Regions from separate parts of the Homo sapiens genome. Here region 2 is linked to region 1. Evidence: read pairs that join two places in POLR2A ChIA-PET (ENCODE). Cell type or tissue: PC-3. All regions are shown on one strand.

The links. ChIA-PET counts read pairs that join two places held together with the same protein. Peaks named below come from ENCODE experiments on the same cell type or tissue, not always from the same donor. Only the 100,000 strongest peaks of a DNase experiment are listed, where the experiment ranks them.
Region 2: POLR2A ChIA-PET joins it to region 1 with 11 read pairs; 2 of 35 experiments call an interaction of 5 or more read pairs at or near these places.

What each region holds. Positions count from the first base shown.
Region 1 is chr14:101,681,919-101,689,918 of GRCh38, forward strand. All of the region lies in intron 1 of LINC02320 (long intergenic non-protein coding RNA 2320), which reads right to left. Among named protein-coding and RNA genes, the nearest start is that of LINC00239, 45 kb to the right of the region's middle. RefSeq lists a silencer at 7,417-7,580. In PC-3, no CTCF peak of the experiment used is centred here; no DNase peak of the experiment used is centred here.
Region 2 is chr14:101,832,222-101,840,221 of GRCh38, forward strand. The region is part of intron 3 of PPP2R5C (protein phosphatase 2 regulatory subunit B'gamma); the gene reads left to right. Among named protein-coding and RNA genes, the nearest start is that of PPP2R5C, 75 kb to the left of the region's middle. RefSeq lists enhancers at 494-994, 6,832-6,881, 7,132-7,331. In PC-3, no CTCF peak of the experiment used is centred here; a DNase peak (open chromatin) is centred at 3,150; H3K27ac peaks cover 1,607 bases.

The DNA of each region.
Region 1 (8,000 bases):
AAACTTATGAAACCACTATAACTGAGACAGTGAAAAAGATCTGGCCTAACTTACTCCATCTTGCTTCTAACCTCCAAGCTATCCTTATTTATTCCTGGGCATAGGCCGAACTAACTTTGGGAGGAACTTAGTTTATAGTTTAGGTTTGAAACAAAGATGCTAACTGTCCTTTCCCAAAACAAATCTCCTTTCTGCCTGTGGACTAGGCTGCTAAAGCCACAAGATTAGAAGTTATGGTAATTTTACTAGATAATTCAAGATGACTATTTTCACTAAACCAATAACAATGTCTTATTTATTAAAAATTACACAAGCAAAGATCATTCAGTTTGGGGCTGAGTTTATAGTTTCGTAACCCTGATGCCAAATTTTGACACCTTATAGTATTTGGCAGGGATAAGTACGCAATTGCTTAATCAATAAATGCAAACAAAAATGTATGCTGGAAATTCTTAAGACATTTCTAATATTACTTTACCAATAATTTCAAAGCTAGCTTATTTATTAAAGATTTTACTTAAGTCATGTAAACTTGAAAAAGCATTTGACTAGTATTTCCTTTTTTCTGGTAAAGTATTTGATTTAAGTGCTTTTAGTTTCCTTTAAGCCAATTAATTAGAGCTCTTTTATATATTTTTAGTAGTGAAACGTGTACACAACACATAAATACATAAATGTATTAGGCATACCAATAGAAGTACATCTTATAGATTCCTAAGACCTTTTTTTTTCTTACCTTAGACTTTCAAACTCTTGATAACCTGTTTCATTACCCTGGCAGTTGTCAGGTAAATAGCCCTAAGTCTGCATATTGAAGGAAATAACTCTTAGAAGAAAAATCAAATGGCAAAATTTACATCTCAAGGTACAGAGAGAAAAAATCTGGTGGAGCTAGAGGGAGATTAAAGATGAATGCCAAATCAAACATGAAATTATAGAAATCTATGATAGGATTGTATAAGGAGACCAATTTTATTTAGGTGGGAACTACCTATCTTTTAACTAGATCTCTGAGCTCTGGGCAGAGCCCACACTGAATCCTGGGTCTCCAAAAAGGGAGAGTTGACGCTAGAACACGTGATGCTTTTACAGGACACTTAAAATTTTTTTCAGTCAAAGACATTTCTAAGTGTCTACACTACAGTCTTCCTTAAAAACCCAAGAGTAGCCTCTGTTACAATAGCTATTTTAGTCAAAAAATCAGGTAACACAATACAAAAGCAAGCAGTTTAAGAGCTGAGACAAACTTGTCTGTTTACACTCTTGGGATTCCATAAGGAAAAACAGGGAGCCTGGTGCCTTCCCCATTTTCTTTAAGGAAATCCAGGCTATTATAAACTATTTTAGGTCCCTCATGCAGCAGAACATGCAAGAGAAAGGAGAGACAGCAGAAGTAAATGGAGAAAATAGAATTAAATCAACTGAGAAGAAAAACCTTTGCTCAAAAAAAGACAAGGTCCTAGGAGAGGGAAAAAAACAAAAACATGAAAGCCTCTTAAACGCACACACACACACGCACACATATACACATGCACACACACACACATGCACACATACACACGTGCATACATGCACACATGCACATACAGGCACACGCATACACATACACACATGCACACATACACATACACACATGCACACACACACGCACACACATATACACATGCACACACATACACACATGCACACACATACACACACATGCACACACACACGCACACACATACACATGCACACATACACATGCACACATACAAACACACATGCATACATATACACATGCACACATACACATGCACACATACACACACACATGCATACATACACACACATCTTGGATGTTATCTTCAATTAAGCTGACTTTTAACCACTGAGCTCCTATTAAAAAAATCTTTTTAAACCTCATTACCATATTTTAGCTAGGACAAATTGCTGCTATTTCAGAAGTACAAGTATCAAACCAGAAAGGGCTTGATTTAGGAACCAAACCCAGGCTGTCATAGTGGAAAAAAAGAAGGCAGAACCTTAGCTATGAAACTGCAGCATGGGGCGACAGCCATCGCTCTTTCAGTTTGGACTGGCTAGCAAAAACATAGCCCTGTTGTGTAAATAAATAAAGCCCCTTAAGTGGCCAAAATAAAAAATCTTTCCTTTTTTTTTTTTTTTTTCCTTGTGCTGGCTATTTTTCTCTCCCCACCACATCACCTTTTGTGTGTGGGGGTGGGGGGTGGAATTTAGCCAGTTCAGAGGACCTGTTCCCCATAATTTGGAACTTTCCTTCAGATTTGATCAAGGAAAAACACCAAAACAAAAACAAAAACAAACAATAAAAAAAATTAAGTGAAACAAATAATCACACAATGTGTGTGATTACTGAGTGCTCAAATGGTAAGGAGAAATTAAGACCAGCTGGTTGTTAATCTTAACTTTAGCCAAAACAAACCTCCATTCAGTTACTTAGATAGGGATGGGTCTCAGGCGAAGACTGCTCTCTACCATCCTAGAAGCAGGAAAAAACTCAAAACTCATCTTCCCTGTTGGGAGTGAGTTCAAACTCCATAAAAAAGTTGCCTGCCTTCCATCGTGATGGAAGCAGGAAAAACTTGCCTTCCTTGTGCTGGAAGCAAGTAAAACTCCACAAAAGGAGTCGTACAGCAAAATAAAATTTAGATCTCGACCAAATTTTGGGAGATCAGGGATTTTCCGGAGGGGTTGCTTCCAGGCCTCAGCAAATTGTTCCATTGGTTTGAGCCATAAAGATAGCTCAAGCTGGTACCAAGCACGAATTGGAGATGTGTCAAACGTCAGGGGCACCTCCACTCAGAATCCCTTCGTGGTTACCAAAATGTGAACCCAGAATATCTGAGACAGGTCTCAGTTGATTTAGAAAGTTTACTCTGCCAGGGTTGAGGATGCACGCCTGTGACACAGCCTCAGGAGGTCCTGATGACATATGCCCAAGGTGGTCGGGGCACAGCTTGGTTTTACATATTTTAGGGAGACATGAGACATAAATCAATATATGTAGGATGTACATTGGTTCCATTCAGAAAGTCAGGACAACTCGAAGCAGGGAGGGGGCTTCCAGGTCACAGTTAGATGAGAGACAAACAGTTGCATTCTTTTTTTTTTTTTTTTTTTTAATTGAGACAGAGTCTCACTCTGTCGCCCAGGCTGGGGTGCAGTGGCGCAATCGCGGCTCACTGCAAGCTCCGCCCGCCGGGTTCACGCCACTCTCCTGCCTCAGCCTCTCCGAGTAGCTGGGACTACAGGCGCCCGCCACCACGCCCGGCTAATTTTTTGTATTTTTAGTAGAGACAGGGTTTCACCATGGTCTCTATCTCCTGACCTTGTGATCCGCCCGCCTCCGCCTCCCAAAGTGCTGGAATTACAAGCCTGAGCCACCGCGCCCAGCCGACGGTTGCATTCTTTTGAGTTTCTGATGAGCCTCTCCAAAGGAGGCAATCAGATATGCATTTATCTCAGTGAGCAGAGGGATGACTTCGAATAGAATGGGAGGCAGGTTTACCCTAAGCAGTTCCCAGCTTGACTTTTCCCTTTAGCTTAGTGATTTGGGGGCCCAAGATTTATTTTCCTTTTACAGAGTGAAGATATAATCTACAGAATGGGAGAATATATTTGCAAACCATACGTGTGGTAAGGGATTAAGATCCAAAATATATAAGAAACTCAACTCAATAGTAAGAAAACAACCTGATATGAAAATGGACAAAGGGCCTCAATAGACATTTCACAAAAGAAGACATACAAATGGCCAACAGGTGTATGAAAAAATGCTCAACATCACTAAACATCAGGAAAATGCAAATTAAAACCACAGTGAGATATCCCCTCACACCTGTTAGAATGGCTCTTATCGAAAATACAAAAGATAAATGTTGGCAAGGATGTGGAGAAAAGAGAAATCTTGTACACTGTTGTACAAGGTACAATATACAAGAATGTACATTTGGTACAACCATTATGGAAAACAGCATGGAAGTTCCTCAAAAAATTAAAAATAGAATTTCCATATGATCCAGCAATCCCAACATTGAGTATAAATCCAAAGGATATGAAATCAGTATGTCAAAGAGATATCTGCACTCCCATGTTCTACAGTATTACAAGAATCAAGTTAGGAATCAACCTAAGTGTCCATTGATAGATGAACAAATAAAATACAGTATGTGTACACAATGAAATATTATTCAGCTTTAAAAAGAATAAAATCCTGTCATTTGCAACAATGTGGATAAACTGAGAGGACATCACATTAAGTAAAATAAGCCAGGCACAGAAAGAAAAATACGTAATCTCACTTGTATATAGAGTGTAAAAAAGTCAAACTTATAGAAGCAGAGAGTAAAATAGCGGTTCCCAGATGCTGGAGGTTGGGGGATTGGGAAGATATTGGTCGCAGGACACAAAATTTCAGTGAAATAAGAGGAATAAGTTCAAGAGATCTATTGTACATCATGGTGACTACAGTTGATAACAATGTGTTATATACTTGCAAATCCCTAAGACAGTTGATTTTAAGTGTTCTCACCACACACAAAAAAAATGATAAGTATGTGGCATGATGCATATGTTCAATAATTTGATTTAGCCATTCCATAGTGTGTCACAACATCAGGTTGTACACCACAAATATATACAATTTCTACTTGTCAATTAAAAAATAAATAAAATATATTGACACAGGAAATATGTACTTAAGTTCCTTAAAAGTCTTTTTTTTTTCTTTTTTTGGAGATGGAGTCTCACTGTGTCACCCAGGCTGGAGTGCAGTGGCGCAATCTCGGCTCACTGCAACCTCTGCTTCCCATGTTCAAGCAATTCTCCTGCCTCAGCCTGCCAAGTAGCTGGGACTACAGGCACATGTCGCCACACCCGGCTAATTTTTTTGTATTTTAAGTAGAAACGGCGTTTCACTGTGTTGCCCAGGCTGGTCTCGAACTCCTGAGCTTAGGCAATCCACCCGCCTCAGCCTCCCAAAGTGCTAGGATTACAGGCATGAGCCACCGCATCCAACCTAAAAGTTTTAATTTATGCTACATTATTCAAAATAATAATATTTTCAAAACAAAAGAAAAAAATGTGTGCAAAATGTTTAAAGGAATAAAGGCCACTGTTACAACTAACAGAGATCACTGGGAAAATATCAATAAAAGGACCCATGAAAAGACTACAAGCAACAATTCCTCAGGTCCAGTGAGCACCATAAGCATCTGATCTTAAAGACCGAATCCTTCCAGCCAGTAGCTCTTTAGAGAAGTGGCTGATTCGAGGTGCAGGACAGGGGGTGCCCAACATAGGTCAGGGCATCTGTGCTAAAATCAAGGAAGAAGCCAAAGACTGGTTCTTGCCAAAAAGACATGGAAGCTGGCCGGGCATGGTGGCTCATGCCTGTAATCCCAGCACTTTGGGAGGCCGAGGCGGGTGGATCACCTGAGGTCAGGAGTTCAAGACCAGCCTGGTCAACATGGTGAAACCTCATCTCTACTAAAAATACAAAAATTAGCCGGGTGTGGTAGCATGCACCTGTAATCCCAGCTACTAGAGGGGCTAAGAGGCAGGAGAATCGCTGGAACCCAGGAGGTGGAGGTTGCAGTGAGCCAAGATCGCACCATTGCACTCCAGCCTGGTTAAAAGAGTGAGACTCTGTCTCAAAAAAAAAGACACAGAAGCCAGCTTGACACCACATTTGATGACAATTTGCATAAAGCAAAGTTCATCCGTAGTGGCATTCATAAAAAGAGAAAGAAAAAAACGGTGAGGAGCTTTTTGTGAAAGAATGCCAGTTAATTCACCTAGAAGTCACGGATTTAGAAAATCACAATTTTGCAACCACCAGTATAACAACTGATTCAGGTGAAGGTCATTAGTGAATAACAGCACCAGGTAAAATATGGTTGGATGGAGCAGAATCATCACTGCCCCACCTACTTGCCTCAGACTCTCCACTCACTATGCCCCAGGTGACTTCCCATTGCCATTTCAGCATCTCCACCCTGAGGGCATTTTGCCCACACATAGGGGAAGCGGAAGTGCCGGGCTATTAACAACCCTCTGAAACAGCTTGCGCCAATGACTGATGAAAGTTGGTGCATAAATATTTCGGCTCCCTTGGCCCTCCTCCAAGTGAGATAACTCTAAGGTGTGTGTGTTACACAACTTCCCAGCATCTCCCAACAGTGTTAAGCTCTGGTTTCCCTGTGGTGGCTGGCTTAATGACACAACTTTGATTGGCTGTATCCCCTTCCAGGTATCACTTCTTCACCCAAATAAACATCCTGCTCTCAAATTTTCATCTCAGGATCAACTTTGGGAAGGATGCAATCTACAACCTTGGTGTCAGTGACAGAGCAGAAGCACTGCCATCTTGGACAAACGCCACCATTTTAAATTCCAGCTCCCTTTCTAACCTCATGCATTTCAAGGAAATCACTTCTTTTCTAACAACAAGCAGCCAGAAAGAGCAGACGGTAAAACACAGATAAGACAGCTCAGGCAGGGAGAGAGAGGGGAAAGTCTCTTGGGTAACCACCAAGCTTCACACCCATACAATGGGACCCAGCAAAACAGTGGGTCCAAATAAGCACATTCCTTTCTTTTCAGGTGCACTAAGATAGGGAAGCTAAAAGTAAACTCGGGGGTATGCCTGCAGGTGCAGGAAGATGTATGGGAACAGACACAAAACTCTCCCTCCCAGATAAGCAAGACAAAGAGACACAGGACATTTCAAGCCTGTGATAAGCTCTCCCACCCTGAACCCTTAAATACTCTTAGTCTGTAAGAGAGACTGCTCCCAACCTAACTCGGCCAGAAGGCCCTCTCAGGTTTACTCTCTGAAATAAACCTGTCTTTGACTACTCAGCCACTTTTCATGTTTCTTTCTTCTTCAATTCTTACAGCCAGGAGTAGGAGGCAGATCCTCTAGTGGGACCCTGGAATGAGACCACTAGCCACAGGGCCGCTGGTGTTGAGAGGTGACAACGTGCTAGCAGCCGTCGCTTGCTCTAGGTGCCTCCTGGGCCTCGGCATCCACTCTGGCCATGCTCCAGGAGCTCTTCAGCCCGCCACTGCACTGTGGGGGCCCCTCTCTGGGCTGGCCGAGGCCGGAGCCGGCTCCCTCTGCTTGCCAGGAGGTGTGGAGGGAGAGGCACAGGCGGGAACCAGGGCTGCGCGCCGAGCTCGCGGGCCAGCACGAGTTCCAGGTGGGCGGGGCTCAGCAGGCCCCGCACTGGGAGTGGCCAGCCCACACCACCTGCCTGGGCAGTGAGGGGCTTAGCACCTGGGCCAGCAGCTGCGGAGGGTGCACCAGGTCCCCCAGCACTGCCAGCCTGCCCATGCTGTGCTCCAATTCACACCGGGCCTCAGCCGCCTCCCCACGGGGCAGGGCTCAGGACCTGCAGCCGGCCATGCCCAAGCCCCACCCCTCACCCCTGTGGGCTCCCCAGCGGCCCGAGCCACCTCAACGGTGCCACCTCCTGCTCCGGGGTGCCCGCCTGGTCCCATCGACTGCCCAAGGGATAAGGAGTGTGGGCCACAGTGCGGGACTGGCGGGCATCTCCGCCCACAGCTCTGGCGCAGGATCCACTAGGTGAAGCCAGCTGGGCTCCTGAGTGGGGTGGGGACTTGGAGAACTTTTATGTCTGGATGGAGGATTGTAAATGCACCAATCAGCACTCTGTGTCTAGCTCAGGGTTTGTGGATACGCCAATCAGCACTCTGTATCTAGCTAATCTGGTGGGGACTTGGAGAACTTTTATGTCTAGCTGGAGGATTGTAAATGCACCAATCAGCACCCTGTGTCTAGCTCAAGGTTTATAAACACACCAATCAGTGCTCTGTGTCTAGTTAATCTAGTGTGGACTTGGAGAACTTTTAGGTCTAGCTAGAGGATTGTAAATACACCAATCAGCACTCTGTCTAGCTCAGGGATTGTAAATGCACTGATTAGCAACCTGTCAAAACGGACCAATCAGCGCTCT
Region 2 (8,000 bases), 150 kb after region 1:
ATCTTCTTTCTTCGTACTGTGGGATAGATAGCCCAGGATTCCTCCAAGTGTGGCAAGTGCACACCACTGCTAACGGCAGTTATTTTAAGTGATTCAGAGTTGAGTATTATTTTACTTTAATAATTATATATTGATGAATGTGAAAATATATAATTAGCACATCAAATCCATGGTTTCTTGGGTTATTATTGCTTAGGACAGGGCTTAGTAAAAAGTGTATCCATTTAAAGCAAAATACCAAGTAAATAAGAGCCTGACTGTACACAGATTTGTGACGATCTTGAAGGTGTTCATGCAGGACTGAAGTACGGGAAACCCCAGGGTGGGCGACTCTGGGTTCCACCTGGGGAATCTGTTCCGAAGACACCTTCCCATCTCTTTCTTGGGTTACAAGCAGTGGAGACACACTTGGGCTTGCATAGATGAAGACAAGTGTTTTTAAGGCACAGTCACAGAGGGACTCCACACAGAGGAGCAGGGTGGAGCGGGACTGTGGAGGCAGAAGGGTCCAGACTCCAGCAGCGTGAGTGACCCCTCTGTGTCCTCATCCACCCCGCCACTCCCAGTCTTTGCGTGTCATGCCCCTTCTTCCCCGCGCTTTACCGTGTAATTTCTCTGCATGCTCTTCTGCATTTACTCAGTAACATAATACAGTTAGCAGTTGTGGGACCTCCAGCAAGTATTGAACTGTTGAGTGGCTGTTCTTCATTTGGAAAATGGGAGTGATAACAGTTTCTCTCTCACAGGACAGTTGTGGATAGTCAGGGAGGTTGCAGTGTGAACACTAGGCACAGCATCTGAAACGTGCTGGAATCAGTCATGTCCACACTGGCAGTGATTAGATCTGCCTGATTCTTCCCATGTTCCGTCTAGTGAGAAGTCGTCAGTAGCTTCAGTTTTCAGGAGGAAAACTTTGACTTGGTCAAAACTTTGTCCTTGATCAAGTTGTTTACTCTCACGCCAAGCCGCCCTGGAGTGTGGTCCAGGAAAAACATGGGCGCCTAGGTCCGCCCCTCGGCCAGCCGTGGCCAGAGGTCACTGGTGCTGCTGTTCACATGGCCGGTGTCAGGGTTTTAATTCGAGGTGGAGCTTCCCAGCCGTTCTGGTAATGAGGAGTCTTGCCTGATATGTCTTGGCCAGCTCTGATTGGTCAAATGTTTGAAGAAGATAGGGTTACCAAAGATTCCTAGACTCTCCAAGTTTGGCAGAAGTTGTTAGAGGATCACACAGTTACCTAAAATGATTGGTTTAATTATATGGTTTGATCATTCTTCAGAAACCACCACCTTGGGTAAACCATTGTTCTTAATTTTCCCTTCATTTTTTGCTCTCATTGTCTGGCCCCAAAGACACACCCCCTTGCGATTTTGTAAAGGATGCATTTCATTGAGAGGACACAGTATGAGGGAGCAGCACATGGACCTAAACTTGACTTCCACCACCCCCAGCCAGATGAATTGCTGAGTCAGTTCACTGTTCCAAAACTGTTTTCTCAAGGCATTATGGTAACAGGCCATGTGAAATTCCCTAACATGACTAGGGGTTTTCACTTCCCAGCTTTATTCAATCCAAGGGTTTTTTTGGCATTTTTTGTTTTTAAGACGGAGTCTCGCTCTGTCACCCAGGCTGGAGTGCAGTGGCGCGATCTCAGCTCACTGCAACCTCTGCCTCCAGGGTTCAAGTGATTCTCCTGCCACAGCCTCCCATGTAGCTGGGATTACAGGCACCCGCCACCTGCCACCACGCTCGGCTAATTTTTGTATTTTTGTAGAGATGGGGTTTCACCGTGTTGGCCAGGCTGGTCTCAAAACTCCTGACCTCAAGTGATCCACCTGCCTCAGCCTCCCAAAGTGCTGGGATTACAAGCGTCAGCCACCACACCCGGCCTGAATCAGTTTTGACATTGTCTCTTCCTCTGGGTGGCAAATGTGATCCATTCAAGACAGATTATATCCCATGTGAAGAGTCACCCTGAGAATTTGAGCAGGGTGTGCTGTGTGGTTACTTGGACTCCAGACCCTTGTCTGCAGAACTGGTGGGACCTTGACTGGGTCCGGTTCTCCTGTCTGCACATGCAGGCCATGGAGGTGCTGAGGTTGCAGCAGTGACGGCAGCACTGAGGGTCAGCTTCAGGGGGACCCTCTTCAAGCCAAACAAAAAGTCTTCTCAAAAAATGGAACTAAAGATGGTCCCTTGATGTGGCGTCTCAGTACGGCTGCTGAGGTATCTCACAAGGCCACCAGCAAGTTAATCTAAGGAGGCATTTTCCTCTTGTGATCAGGCAGCTGTTCCAGCAGAAATGGCTCAAGGAGAAATTCTCCTCCCAGATTCAGTGTCTGGTGGGTGAAACTTCACTGGTGCGTTGCCAGCCCTGGCCTCCAAATCTCTTTAAATTATGAGGTCATAGAATGCATGCTTAAAGCCCCAGGCCTGTCAAGTCGCTTGGGGACATTCATACTGAGGATTTATTAAGATATTAATTTGGTTATCAGGAGTCTGGATGGGGATGAGAGGAGGGGATCTTTATTACATGCTGGGAAAATCAGAAATCAACTCTAATTGACTACCTCTACTCTTTCCTCTCCCAAGATGACTTTGCCAAAAAGCTGTGAGAAAAAGTCCTCAAATCTCAGAGATTGACTTGGTACTTGATTATATCCAGCTCGCTGGTGGGCCTGTGGCCACAGAGCCTCAGAAGAAGGTTAGAAGGTCTGGCCAGACTTTAGCTTTGCTCCACCTACTTGGCAGGGTCAAGCCTACTTGCCAGTGGCTTGGAGAAGTGTTTTGTTTTGTTTTGTTTACTTTTTAGGAGTGTATTCAAAGCACATTCACAGTAAGGAAAAAAAAAATGCAGCCTGTGTCTTCAGGGACTGGGAGTCTCTGATTCCAGCACAGCCGACTGTCCAGCAACCCCAGAATTGGTAGGCTGGACACTGGGCTGCTCCTCATGGCGGTGGGAGCATGGGCTGCTCAGCTGGGGCCATCCAAGGAAGCAAAGATGTGGTGCTGTCCTGTGGCTGGGGGAGCAGGATGAATTGGGATAAGGGAAGCCCAGGGCAGGGTGTTGGCACAGAGCTGGGAGGTGCATTACACCGAGGAACTGACGTGGCCTAAACTCCACAGTGACTTCCACCTGGGATCACAGTTTACAGTCAGCTGAGTGCTCAAGAGAACTCAGTAGAGGGGAATGTTGATGATTCAGGTATTTGGTTGGTGATCATGTTATCAAGTCAGACTTGCAGTTAAGGTAGTGTCCCAGACGTTTGTTCAGAGGGCTCCTTCCCACTTGTCATCTGTAATACTGGCTAATGGGAAACCTGGCCCATGTCAAATTTGTATTAGGAACCATTGATTTCAATTCACGGGCTTTTTCCATTGAGGAATTTAAAGGTCTTAGAAGTAATATTCTTGTTAAGGCATCTGAGGTCTCCCGGGGGACAGACACAGTCTTCATCTTGAGCAGGAACGGTGAGACCACTCTTCTCCCTGTAAGGGACCAGTAGCATGTGTGGGACCACGCCGCCTGCACAGCCGTCCCCTCACGGGGTGCCTCTTGCCCTTGCAGATCACCAGGTGCTCCGAGCTGCCCTGCCTGGGCTCAGGCATCAGCACGGTCCCATCTGAGCGTCGCCTTAACCTCTCTGTAGACCTCTGTCCTTGTCTATCTAATGGGGATGATGGTAGCCCCTCTGTGTGTTCTTACTAGGATTAGTGGGCTGGGAAAAGTTACAGTAATATATTACCAGCATGTAGAAAATACCCAATAATGATGAACTATTAGTATTCCTTAAAAGAATTAAAAGTGAAAATAGTAGGAAACACTAGTAAGATAAAATACAATGGGAAATTAAATTTTTTTAATTACTTAAGGAAATTCCTCAATCCACAAGCAACAATAAATAAGAAACTGAGATTTCCTAGCAGCTGAAAGGTTTTTTTTTTTGCAGTTGAGGCTGTGAAGCTGGGCAGGGTTTCAGCTGAGCTGAGGTTGGAAGTCCCTGACCTTCAGCTGTGGCCGCCTACGGAGCAGCAGGGAGAGCAAACCCATGGAGAACCCCGCGGCCCCCAAAGCATGGACGGAGCTGCCAGCCTTCTCCCCTGCCCTTCTTCCTCTACTCCCGACCTGCCAGCCTTCTCCCCTGCCCTTCTGCCTCTACTCCCGACCTGCCAACCTTAGCCTAAAATCAGAGCTGCTAGAATCACACACACTGTCGTAGCTGGTTTTGTATTGTAAATGAGTCATTCTGTTATTTTGGAAACTTATGTCTCATGCCAGGATCTGCAGATAGTTCTTTTTCAAAATATTGTTTAGACAAAATAAATTTCTTTAAATATAATATCTCTACTTTAAATGCCTGGGGTGTTGCATGCATTTTTCTAGGCTAGCAAAGCTTAAAGATTATTTCTATAATTTCAGTTACATTTACCTTTATAGATGGGTTACTCTAAGTAACAAATTAAACACACATGGATCTTCTAACTTTGGCTTTAAATCCTAAGAAGAGATAGGTAATATATAAAAGAGTATTAAAAAGAAATGGAGAGTAAAGGTATATGTCGGGCAGATGCAGTAGAAAAGCAAGGGTCATGACGTCAATGCTGGGCAAAGCTAAATTGTGAAGACAAAACAATAATGAAACAGGGTTATTCATCACGCTAAAGCGTACAGTCCATAGGATGATATAACTACCATGAATTTGGCCTAAATGATTGAACATTGAAACACATAAAGCGAGAACTGTAGGGGATTAAAGACAAAATCAGTGAGTGCAGTGCTGGTGGGAGAGGCGCCTGGACTTCTTGGCCCCTCACAGGTCATGTGGTAGACATAAGTTGTTATTACTGTGAGCCAGTAGAGACTTTCAGGTTTGATGGCTGGAAAACAAATGCTCATTTTATAAGTTTTTTTTTGTTTTGTGTTTTGTTTTGTTTTGTTTTTGAGACGGAGTTTCACTCTTGTTGCCCAGGCTGGAGTGCAGTGGTGCGATCTCGGCTCACCGCAACCTCCGCCCCTTGGGTTCAAGCGATTCTCCTGCCTCAGCCTCCCAAGTAGCTGGGATTACAGTCATGCACCACCACGCCCAGCTCATTTTGTATTTTTTTTTAGTAGAGATGGGGTTTCTCCATGTCAGTCAGGCTAGTCCTCAACTCCCGATCTCAGGTGATCCGCCCACCTCAGCCTCCCAAAGTGCTGGGATTACAGGCGTGAGCCACCGTGCCCGACCCTCATGGTATAAGTTTTTAAACTTAATATATACTAGCTTACAGAGGAAACCGATGTGATTTCCAAAAATTTGAAATAATTAGAAACCTTATTCTCACATTATAATGCAATAAAAATAGAAATAAACACACAGGCGGAAACCAGGCATCCCTGGGAGTCCCTTGGGGCAGAGAAGAGCTTCGTCGCTCAAGCAAAACTTCCATGGAGGCGAGGACTGTGGGCTTTGTTGGAAGCTTTATCTCCAACCTCTAGAACACGAGCACTAAGTAGATTCTGAACAAATCTTATTAAATGAATAAGAGCTAATAATCCTAATAAATATGTTGAAAGCACTATTCTAAGCATGTACATTTATTATGTCACTCACTCCTCACAGTCCCTGTTCGAAGGAGGTGCTGTCCTCATCCGCATTTCACAGATGGGGGAATGGGAAGGGTAGGCTCAGTCACTTGCCCCAGAATTGACAGCTGGCAAGTGGGAGACTGAGATTCAGGCTGGGCTGTCGGACTTGGCCGTGTTCTCATGTGCAGAACCACCATTGCCTCCAAATTAATGAAAAAATGAGATAAGGTAATGGCTTAGAGTTAATGTGTAAAGATTGTTATTAAATAAGAATCAAAAGAAGTGATTTAAACACTAAAGAGGTAGCAAAGAACCAAAGTAAGTTGAAGAATTACTGTGTTCTTTAAAGACAAAAGCAGAAATGAATCAACTAAGAAAAAGAGAGAATGAAACCAAAGAACAGGTTTTGGAAGGGGGCAGACAGCGATGAAGCGGGGAGAGTAAAGACAAGTAGACCTGGAGCCGGTGTGGTGGAAAAAGGAGAGAAATCATAGCGTGTAAGAAGTAGTAATCGTCGAAGGAAGGTGAATGCAAGCGTCTTGTGAATCTGAAAATGGCATTTTGTAAAATTCACTTTCCATTCCTGATTTGTAGTTTGTTTGCTTATTTGTTAACTTTCTTAAATAATTTCAAAAGCATGGAAAAGTTGCAAGAATGATATAAAGAATTTAATCAAAATTTCACCCATTTGTCAATATTTTGCCACATTTGCTGCACATTTCTCTCATATGCTCTATATGTTGTAACGAGCAGGCGGTCTTCCCAGCCCCTCCTTTACCTTCAGGGCCCTGGCCTCACTTCTTGTCCCCCTCGCCCCAGGAGGCTGTGAAAAGCAAAGCACTGTGCCTCCCAGGCACATGATCTTCTCAGAAAGGAGGAGCCCCAGGGAAGGAGGAGGCAGCCCCTGGCACACAGCCTATCCTTTGAGGGTTGTGTTGTCCTTTCTTCTTGGTTGTATAAATCTTCACTATTTTGGCTGGGCATGGTGGCTCATGCCTGTAATCCCAGCACTCTGGGAGGCCAAGGCAGGCGGATTGCTTGATGTCAGGAGTTTGAGACCAGCCTGGCCAACATGGTGAAACCCCGTCTCTACTAAAAATACAAAAATTAGCTGGGTGTGGTGGTGGGCGCCTGTTATCCCAGCTACTCAGGAGGCTGAGGCAGGAGAATCACTTGAACCTGGGAGGCAGAGGTTGCAGTGAGCCGAGATTGCACCACTGAACTCCAGCCTGGGCGACAGAGCAAGACTCTGTCTCAAATTAGAAAAGAAAAAAAAAAAAAAAGCCGGGTGCGGTGGCTCATGCCTGTAATCCCAGCACTTGGGAGGCTGAGGCAGGTGGATCATCTGAGGTCAGAAGTTCGAGACCAGCCTAGCCAACATGGTGAAATCCCATTTCTGCTAAAAATACAAAATTAGCCGGGAGTGGTGGCACATGCCTGTAATCCCAGCTGCTCAGGAGGCTGAGGCAGGAGAATCACTTGAACCCGGGAGGCGGACGTTGCAGTAAGCCAAGATCGCACCACTGCACTCCAACCTAGGCAACGGAGCAAGACTCTGTCTCCAAAAAAAAAAAAGAACACTCATTTCCAGAGTCAAGTTACGTGACCACAGGTGGCACAGGGCCTGTGAGAACAGCCTGCGACGACTTCCTGCCAGTCCTCTTCTTCCCCATCTGTGCCCCTACTCCACAGGCACCTGTGGACACCCTGACCTGAGCTGGTGAGGCTTCACCAGTGCACGCCTGGCTGCTTCCCTGCCTGCCCTCCGGCCCTGTGATCCCATGTCCTGGAAAGTGTAAACTCTTTACAAAATTCCCTGTCGTTTTAGTGAGGTTTCAGAAGAGAGTAGACTCAGATAAATGTATTCCATCCTCCATCTGTAATCATAAAGTAAAACATTATTTGTGATGTAATGCTTTTAAAGAACACCATGAGAACCCTGACTTGATTTATTGAATCGTAGCACACATGTCCAGTGAAATTTCAAACAGTTGACAATGGCATTACCTATTTGTTGGCATGTGAGACATGCTGGACACGGGGGTGTGGGTAGAGAACAGAGGAGCCCATGAAGCCTGGCTCTCAGTGGTGCGCTCGTCCGCACACACTCGGAGATGCCAGCAGTGTTCTCTCTGGGTTGGCCTTTCCTGTGTTGTTTGGATTTTTTTTTTTCTATTTTACAGTGAGCATGTATTATTTTTCTGAAAAGAAAATTCTTCAAAAATAAGTTATACATGTTTACATATCACATTAGCCATTGAATACTAAGTTGTTTCATGTAAAGACCAGTGGTCACTATACACAGAGCGAAAGATTTCATTTATAGGTTTTTATATGGTCCTTCTTGTAGTGCCCACCTTGTACCTTATTTTCCTGGATTAAAAAACATACATATCACATTATTCTTTTCTCTGTTCCTGTTTAGAGACCCTGT